3 separate regions of the Homo sapiens genome follow, and regions 2 and 3 are each linked to region 1. Evidence: chromatin loops called from intact Hi-C (ENCODE). Cell type or tissue: PC-3. All regions are shown on one strand.

Region 1 (2,500 bases):
GTTTTAGGGACCAAATGCAGAGGACTGAACTGTGATAAAATAAAAAGGCTTAAAATACACTTTCTATCTATCTATCTATCTATCTATCTATCTATCTATCTATCTATCTATCTATCTGAGACAGGGTCTCATTCTGTCACCCAGGGTGGAGTGCAGTGGTGCAATCATAACTCACTGCAGTCTCTAACTCCTGGGCTCAGGCGATCCTCCCACTTTGGCCTCCCAAAGTGCTGGAATTACAGGCAATAGCCACCATGCTTAGCCTTAAAAACACTTTAAATCTTATCTCCCTTCTTACCCTCTTACTTGTAAAATAGGGTACTGCTGAACCAAACAAAACACAAGCCAATTTCCCAGTTTATGTATGTCCAAGAAAATTAAATCATGACCCTGATGAAAACTCATACTTTAAAATAAAAACCTCTGCTCACCAAATCAACAGGCCTGGGCAAAAATTAACCCAAGCATCCCATCTTAGACCCACCGACCAGGTCTATTCTGAGAGATGAGAGAACTAAGATAAGATCTTGGCTGCAGCCCCACTCTGTCCCAGCCATACCCAGTAATTCAGCTCTGCATTCCACGGCAGGGTTTAATGTTTCGGGGGACTAAGCGGGGCAGTTCTCCTAGCTCCAGCAAATATGGCTGGGATAAGGTTATTCAGGGGGAAAAAAAGGTGAGCTTCACCAATTCACCCATATACATGAGAAAGAAAAAAATCTAAAGAAACTGACCACACTGGGCACATGTCAGATACTCGAAAAATGTGTGAATTGAAGGAAGAAGACACCTGATGGAATAATCCTTTCGTGAGATGCTAACAGCCTGCACGTACACCATCAAGAAAGAGAAAGAGAACAAAGAGTCAAACTGTCGCCACATCCAAAGTACAACGTTTTCAAAACCAGCAAGACCCAGCCTACTTAGAGGGACAATACTTTTCCACCTACAGGCACACTGTAGGTGCCGAAAGTCCCTGGGTCTCTCTACGTCACAGAGGAGGTCAAGTGGCTTGAAGGAAGAGCAGAACACTGTTCCACAGAAAAAGCACTCTTTCCTGCTGATGGGCAGTGGGAACCGCCACTGCAGTTTCAGAAGCCAGAACTCCTCACTCAGGGAGGTGCATCACAGGGAGTCAGCCTTGCTCACACCTGATGGTCCAGGGCCGAGGCTTCTGCTCCACCCCTCCCCCAACGGTGGACCTGGGGCTCCGACCTCAGCGCTGAAATTCCAGTCATCTCTGCTAAATTCTTCAGCAACAGTTCCCTACTAGATGCTGAAACTTAACATTAAGCCACAAAACTAGCAAATGGGTAGCTTTCACCACTCCCTTCAGTGACTGGCACATGCAGAGGAGTCTGGCAAATTAGCCATTTAGGAAGTGACTCTGACACCTAGACCCGGTTACCTGGAGTTTAAAAAAAAAAAATCTGGATTCTTTTCTTCAATTAGGAAGCAGGCATTCCTCTTTTAAAAGACCTTCCTGAAAGCACCTCTCCCTGGGAGCCCAGCAGGTAAATAACACCAGAGCTTCCTTAAACCGATTCTAAACGACCAGGTGCCCAGGCTGAGCTCACTTGCCGGCTTCTCCTCTGGAGGAGGGATCCGGGAAGTAACTCAATCCAGTCCTAGGCGGGTAAGGATGGGGGAGTCTGCAGGTGGGAAGGGGGAGGTGAGGCAATACCGCTCAAACTTTGCAGTTGCTCTTGAGCAGTTCTGGGCAGGAGCCCGCGGAATTATAGACTCAGAAGGGAGAGTTACCCTCCCTAAGAGAAAGGCCCCCAAATCGGCCTAGCCCGCCAGCTCTGGGTCCAGGACGGCTGTGCATCCCATCCGCTCAAACATGCCCCCCCAACCGCCACCACAGGTAGCACCCTCCCCGGAGCCCCCTCACCTTGGCCTCAAAGCAGATGCCGTGCTGGAAGGCGTCCTCGTTGTGCAAGGGGATCCGCAGGTCGTGCCCATCGTCCACAAGGTTGTACTTGGTTTTGCTAGGCATGGTTACCCGCGGCGGACCCGCTCCTTCGGAGGCGGCGGCTGCAGGAAGGGGCTGGCGAGACCCCGGGGAGGGGAGACTGGAGCTGGGCGCGGCGACGCGTGGCGGGGCCTGGGAGCGCTGGGCAGGGGGAGCCCTGGCCGCGCGGCGGCCGGACCCGGAGCGGTGCCGAGGGCCGAGCGGCAGCGGGCTGAGCTGATGCGGGCGACGCGAGCGGCGCTGTGGTCGCGCAATTCCTGCCGGCTAGGAGGGCGGCAGGGGAGGAGGTGGCGGCGGGAGCGGGCTGCGCGGCGCCCCTGCCCGGGGAGGGGAGCGGTGGGGCTTGCGGCCCGAAGCGGGACTGGGCGCGGCGCCGGCCCCAGAGCAGTGGAACGCACCGCCCGGGACGAAGAAGAAAAGGCGACGGTGGCGGTGGCGGTGGCGGTGGCGGCGGAGCAGGGTGCCTGTCACGGAGACGCTGGATCAGCCGCCAGCGAGCGGCTCCTCCTGTGGGGCGGGCCCAGG
Region 2 (2,500 bases), 110 kb before region 1:
CTGGGCGACAGAGCGACACTCTGTCTCAAAAAATAAATAAATAAAATAAATAAATAAAAATAAAATAACACATCATGGAGGAGGCTACACAAGGGCCTGGCACATTGGAGGTCACCGGGTGCATTTGCCACAGGGATTGTTTCTGTAAGTGATGGCTTCATTGGTGAATATTTGGATGTTATGATCACTGTTGCTTTCCTAGGTAACATATCATTCAGAAATCCAGATAATGAACACCTGCATAATGCTGGTCCTCACCTCTCAGATCCAGGCTCTCCATTCCCACTGTCATGGCTCCAGTTTAGGCCCCTACATTCTTGCCAGCAGCCAGCACTAATAAATGGTGTCCGGCCTTTTCTCCTCCCAATCCATCCTCTGCATCACCTCTAGAGAGAGCTTAGTAATCTGCAAACCTCACCATATTTATTCTCTGCTAAAAATCTACCAATAGGTCACTACTACCAGCAGGATGAGGTCAAAGCTTTTTAGCAGGCAAGTCAGCGCCTTCATGATCTTATTGCCTGAGAAATCCACTGTCAAGTCCATCTCTCTCCAGCCCTCCCTGTGCTCTCTCACCTCTAGGTCCAGGATTTCCCTCCCCACTCATCCACCCTTCTGGATCTGAGTTCAAGGATCACAGCCTCTGTGAAGCCTGCTTGGACTTTCTCAAGAAGCTTCACATAATGTTTCTTTACATTCTCACTGAATTGTTTTTGCATAATCGCTGCAGCATTTACCCCAAATGCTGGTTTCCAGGTCCGTCTTCCCAACAGACTGGATGCATCTGCAGGCAAGAACTAGCTTTTTCCTTCCTCTGTCTTTAGCAGTACCAGAGAACAGACTGGCAATGGCTGTAGAATTGTTGTTTATCTAGCACAGCATGACAAATAAGAACACAGATTATAAAACCCCACAGCCTGCATTTGAAAGCCAGCTAGCCGGCTTCCTAGCTGTGTAACTCAGGGCAGGTTACTCAACTTCCCTGTGCCTTGGTTTTACCACCTCTAAAAGAAGAATCGTTTTCATATCTATTTCGTAAGATTTTTATGAGGTGTAAACAAGCTAATATTTGTTAAGGAACTAAAAAAGGGTGTAACATATGATTAAGACTATATAAACATTTGTTACATAAAATAAATACCCAGTAACTACGAGATACACAATGGTAGGAAATTCATGCAAAGAAAGGAGAGATGCCACACAGGTCCAGGAGATGAGCTAATGACAAAACTGTTATCAAAATTTTTCAGCCAAAAAAGAAACAGTATACATAACCACCAGCACCACCCCCCTCAACCCCCACCAAAAAACCCCACAAACAAATAAAGCAAGAATGATAAAATCCTGGTAATTCCAGGACCTGAGTGATAGGTATAAGACGGACTAAACTAGTCTTTTTACTTTGGTGTATGTTTGACAATGCTCGGAATGAAAACAGTTTAAATCTAAATAGGCCAGCATAGGCTGAGCATCCAGGAAGTATAAGAGCACCTAGGCAAGGCTACAACTTTCACACAGAGAAAGAAACCTTTTTCTTCCACTGTTCATAAACTGACGGGCAACCCTGGTGAGCTGAACGAGGTGCTTCTGGATGAGCCCTTTCTAGCTGGGTGGATGCCACCTTCTGTTATATGCTGGTCTCCAGAGACGGCATGACGCAGTGGGAAAAGCTCTGGCATCAGGAGGGATGAGTGTAAGTGCCAGCTGTCACTTACTAGCTACCTAGCCCTCCTGTGCCTGAGTCTCCTCACCTATAAAGTGGAAGGCCCTACTTCATAGGGTTGCTAAAAGGATTATTAAATAATATATTAGCAACTAGCACCATGTTTGGTGTATGGCACATACTCAGTAAACATATTTTTAAATAAAATAATACAAAACTAATCATACTCTTAGCAAGCACATCATTCAGCAGTCACAGTCTTTCACCTTTATTCAAATGGAATGAAAACTTATGTCCACACAAAAAGCTGCTCACAGATGTTCTTGGCAGCTTTATTCATAATTCCAAACCTTGGAAGCAGCCAAAATGTCCTTCAGTAGGTGAATGAATAAATCAACTGTGGTGTATCCAGACAATGGCATATTAATCAGCACTAAAAAAAATGAGCTATCGAGCCATAATAAGACCTAGAGGAATCTTAAATGCATACTACTAAGTGAAAGAAACCAATCTAAAAAGCCATTCATACCTACTGTATGATTCCAACTATATGACATTCTGGAAAAGGCAAAATTATAGACAGTAAAAAGATCAGTGTTTGCTAGAGGTTAGGAGGAGGAAGGCATGAATAAGCAGGGGACAGAGGATTTTTATGGCAGTGAAACTATTCTGTATGAAACTATAATGGTAGATACATGTCATTAAACACTCGTCCAAACCCACAGAATGCACAACACCAAGAATGAACCCTCATGTCAATTATGAACTCTGAGTGATAATGATGTGTCAATGTAGGTTCATCAGTTGTAACCAATGTGCCATTCTGGTGTGGAATGT
Region 3 (2,500 bases), 66 kb before region 1:
TAAGCTGTTAGGTTTTGAGGCAATTGGCTACCAATACACTGTGCATATCTGCTACACCAACTAGAGTTATTTACCAAATCAACAGATTATGCATTTTTAAAAAAAGGTGTCAATGTATCCTGTTTCCTGGGGTTACATTTAACATTTAATGTGAGGTACTGACAGTGGCTTCACTGACCACACCAGCACCCCCTCTTACCCACCTAGTATTCTCTCACAGACCCATATATGCTTACATACACACTCCAAGCCAATCACCGCTTGCTTGCTTTCTGTTAAGGAGGTTGCTCTGTCTGTGGATTCCTAAGTGGCTATGTAGGAAGGATAGCAATATGAGCAGCCACAAGAGAAATGCCCGTCTAGGTATACAGCAACACAGCGAGACCCAATTACATGTGTGTGTGTACGCATGTGCATAACTGAAGGCTCAAGGGAGACCCTGAGCAACCACACAGGAGACAAGGCATGAGTTTTTTCATCCGTCAGACAGCAGAATGAGGAGCAGGCAACTGAACAAGAAGAAGATGGATTTTGAAATCAAGCAGAGAAAGGGCAGAAAAAGATCCTCACATACAGATTTCTGAAAAGAAAAACAGAGCTCTGAGGTTTACTTCTAAGTGCCTCAGAGTCCCTGGACTGCCTCAGCTTCATGGCAAAAAAATGGTTAGCAACAACACTGTGCTGATCCCAGACAGCAATCCTAGAAACCATGGTGATGGGTACCATTAACTCTGATCAATAGATGGAAAACCTTCCAGAGGCACACGCCAATCCAGATCCAGTTAAAGTGCAAGCAAACGGCAAATCAATAGTGCTGCAGAAGTGCAGAGGGACAGACAAACGGCTCACAGGGTGGCAGGAGTGGCCCAGAATTTGAATGTGCTTATCAATGTGGCTGAGAGGCTGAAACTGACAAAGAAGAGATAGATGGAAAGAAAATGTTGAGAAATGGCATTTTTGCAGGAGGCTGAGTGCAAATGCAAATCGTGCTTTGTCTCCTAATCTGTGACAGGGGGGTCCATCAAAGACAAAGTCAAAGAAGCAAACGAAGATCAACTCCAACTCTCAGCTCCTACCTCCACTAAAACCAAGGCCCAAGAGGACTGAGGGTAGAACGGAAATTCAGAGATCAAGTACCAAGTTGACGAGGATCTCAGAATCTTCATGAGCAAGTCCGAGGTGCTTTTCATATGAGTCACTAATTCCTCAGCAACAGACTCAGAGCTGCTGCACTCTGACCTGCACTCTGGTTGACCTGATGTATTACACCTCTTTCTAAAATACCAGAGCATGTTTGGAAGGGCAGTATTCACCCCAGAAAAGCTAGGAGGTACTTCTGTATGCTCCAAGGCAACTCCCTTCATACTACAGCCAGCTGAGAAGCAATTTTTAAACAAACACACAAAAACACAAACATCTCACTGTGGTTCTTCCACCAACTTGTCTCTAAACTTTGGCAAATCACCTGACATTGAATTTCCTGTCATGAAAGGTAGAGAGTACCCTATTTACCCACCTCTGCAGCACATGAGAAAAGAAAAAGGACACATCTGGAAAGCAGTGAGAGAATGAGAGTAAGCCCAGGGTATCATACCAGCAAGACAGAATCTGAAGTTCTAATTTTACATTCTCATTTCCAAAAACTGCTGCTGGTTCTATGTTTTTCCATATGATACGGTAATCTACAAGACTGAAGCTCCATAAAGAAAAGAATGATGTCTTGCATTTCTTTTGTATCCAGCCCAATACTGAATACATGGTAGGTATTCAAAGAATTAGAAGAGGTTAGATAAGATTAAGGGAGTTGGAGGATCATGAGCCTAGATCTATATCATAAAATACTTGGTCAAATAACACCATACATTAAAAAATAAATAAATAAATAAAGAATCCCCATCTCAGTAGCTGTTTTCCTGCCCCAGAACTACCTTTCTTTATTATACCTCTTCAAATTCTACCCCACTTCAAGACACAGCTCAAATTGCATTTTCTTCCCTGTGAAGCACTCCCTGACTACTCCACACCATAGCAGTACCCTGCTCCTCTGAAGAATGATGTACAGCATTTGTTGAGGCCATTTTTATAGTACTAACTCGGGTTATTTCAATGTTTTCACTTGCTTCTATAACATAGCTTTCACTAGACTCCCAGAATCTCAGGATTCTAAATTGTATTATACACCTAAATCATATTCCTCTACAACACTAGACAACAGTTGTACATACACAGGAAAGTCAATAAAAAATAAATTTTTAACAAATTTTTTAAATGCTTAAAATTCCCACTACAAAATAATCAATTACAATATTCCATTCCTAAACAAATTTAAGTAACATGGGTGAATCAAATGAAACGTGGTCCACTACATGCACAAAGTTCATTTAGATGGAGGCCTTTAATGTTCCCAAAAGTAAGTCAGCCTCTTTGCCACTTTTGGTCTTGAAATTCACCGTCCCCGAGTTTCCAGAGGTCAGAAGTGTTCAAGTCACCCTCATGCTTT

What was found. A loop is a pair of places that touch in the nucleus more often than their neighbours do. Peaks named below come from ENCODE experiments on the same cell type or tissue, not always from the same donor. Only the 100,000 strongest peaks of a DNase experiment are listed, where the experiment ranks them.
Region 2: a loop joins it to region 1, with 4 times the contacts of the local background. A loop is called at or near these places in 4 of 110 quality-filtered maps.
Region 3: it touches region 1 in a loop (4-fold over the local background); 15 of 110 quality-filtered maps call a loop at or near these places.

The regions. Positions count from the first base shown.
Region 1 is chr1:162,069,677-162,072,176 of GRCh38, reverse strand. It overlaps NOS1AP (nitric oxide synthase 1 adaptor protein), which reads right to left and starts at 2,486. Exons shown (of 10, transcript NM_014697.3): 1 at 1,895-2,486. The coding sequence starts at 1,999. RefSeq lists silencers at 2,153-2,212, 2,223-2,402, 2,433-2,500. In PC-3, no CTCF peak of the experiment used is centred here; no DNase peak of the experiment used is centred here; H3K4me3 peaks cover 1,764 bases.
Region 2 is chr1:162,177,790-162,180,289 of GRCh38, reverse strand. The region is part of intron 2 of NOS1AP (nitric oxide synthase 1 adaptor protein); the gene reads right to left. Among named protein-coding and RNA genes, the nearest start is that of MIR4654, 22 kb to the right of the region's middle. In PC-3, no CTCF peak of the experiment used is centred here; no DNase peak of the experiment used is centred here.
Region 3 is chr1:162,135,659-162,138,158 of GRCh38, reverse strand. All of the region lies in intron 1 of NOS1AP (nitric oxide synthase 1 adaptor protein), which reads right to left. All of the region lies in intron 3 of LOC105371475 (a long non-coding RNA gene), which reads left to right. Among named protein-coding and RNA genes, the nearest start is that of MIR4654, 20 kb to the left of the region's middle. RefSeq lists an enhancer at 662-1,861. In PC-3, no CTCF peak of the experiment used is centred here; a DNase peak (open chromatin) is centred at 1,178; H3K27ac peaks cover 552 bases.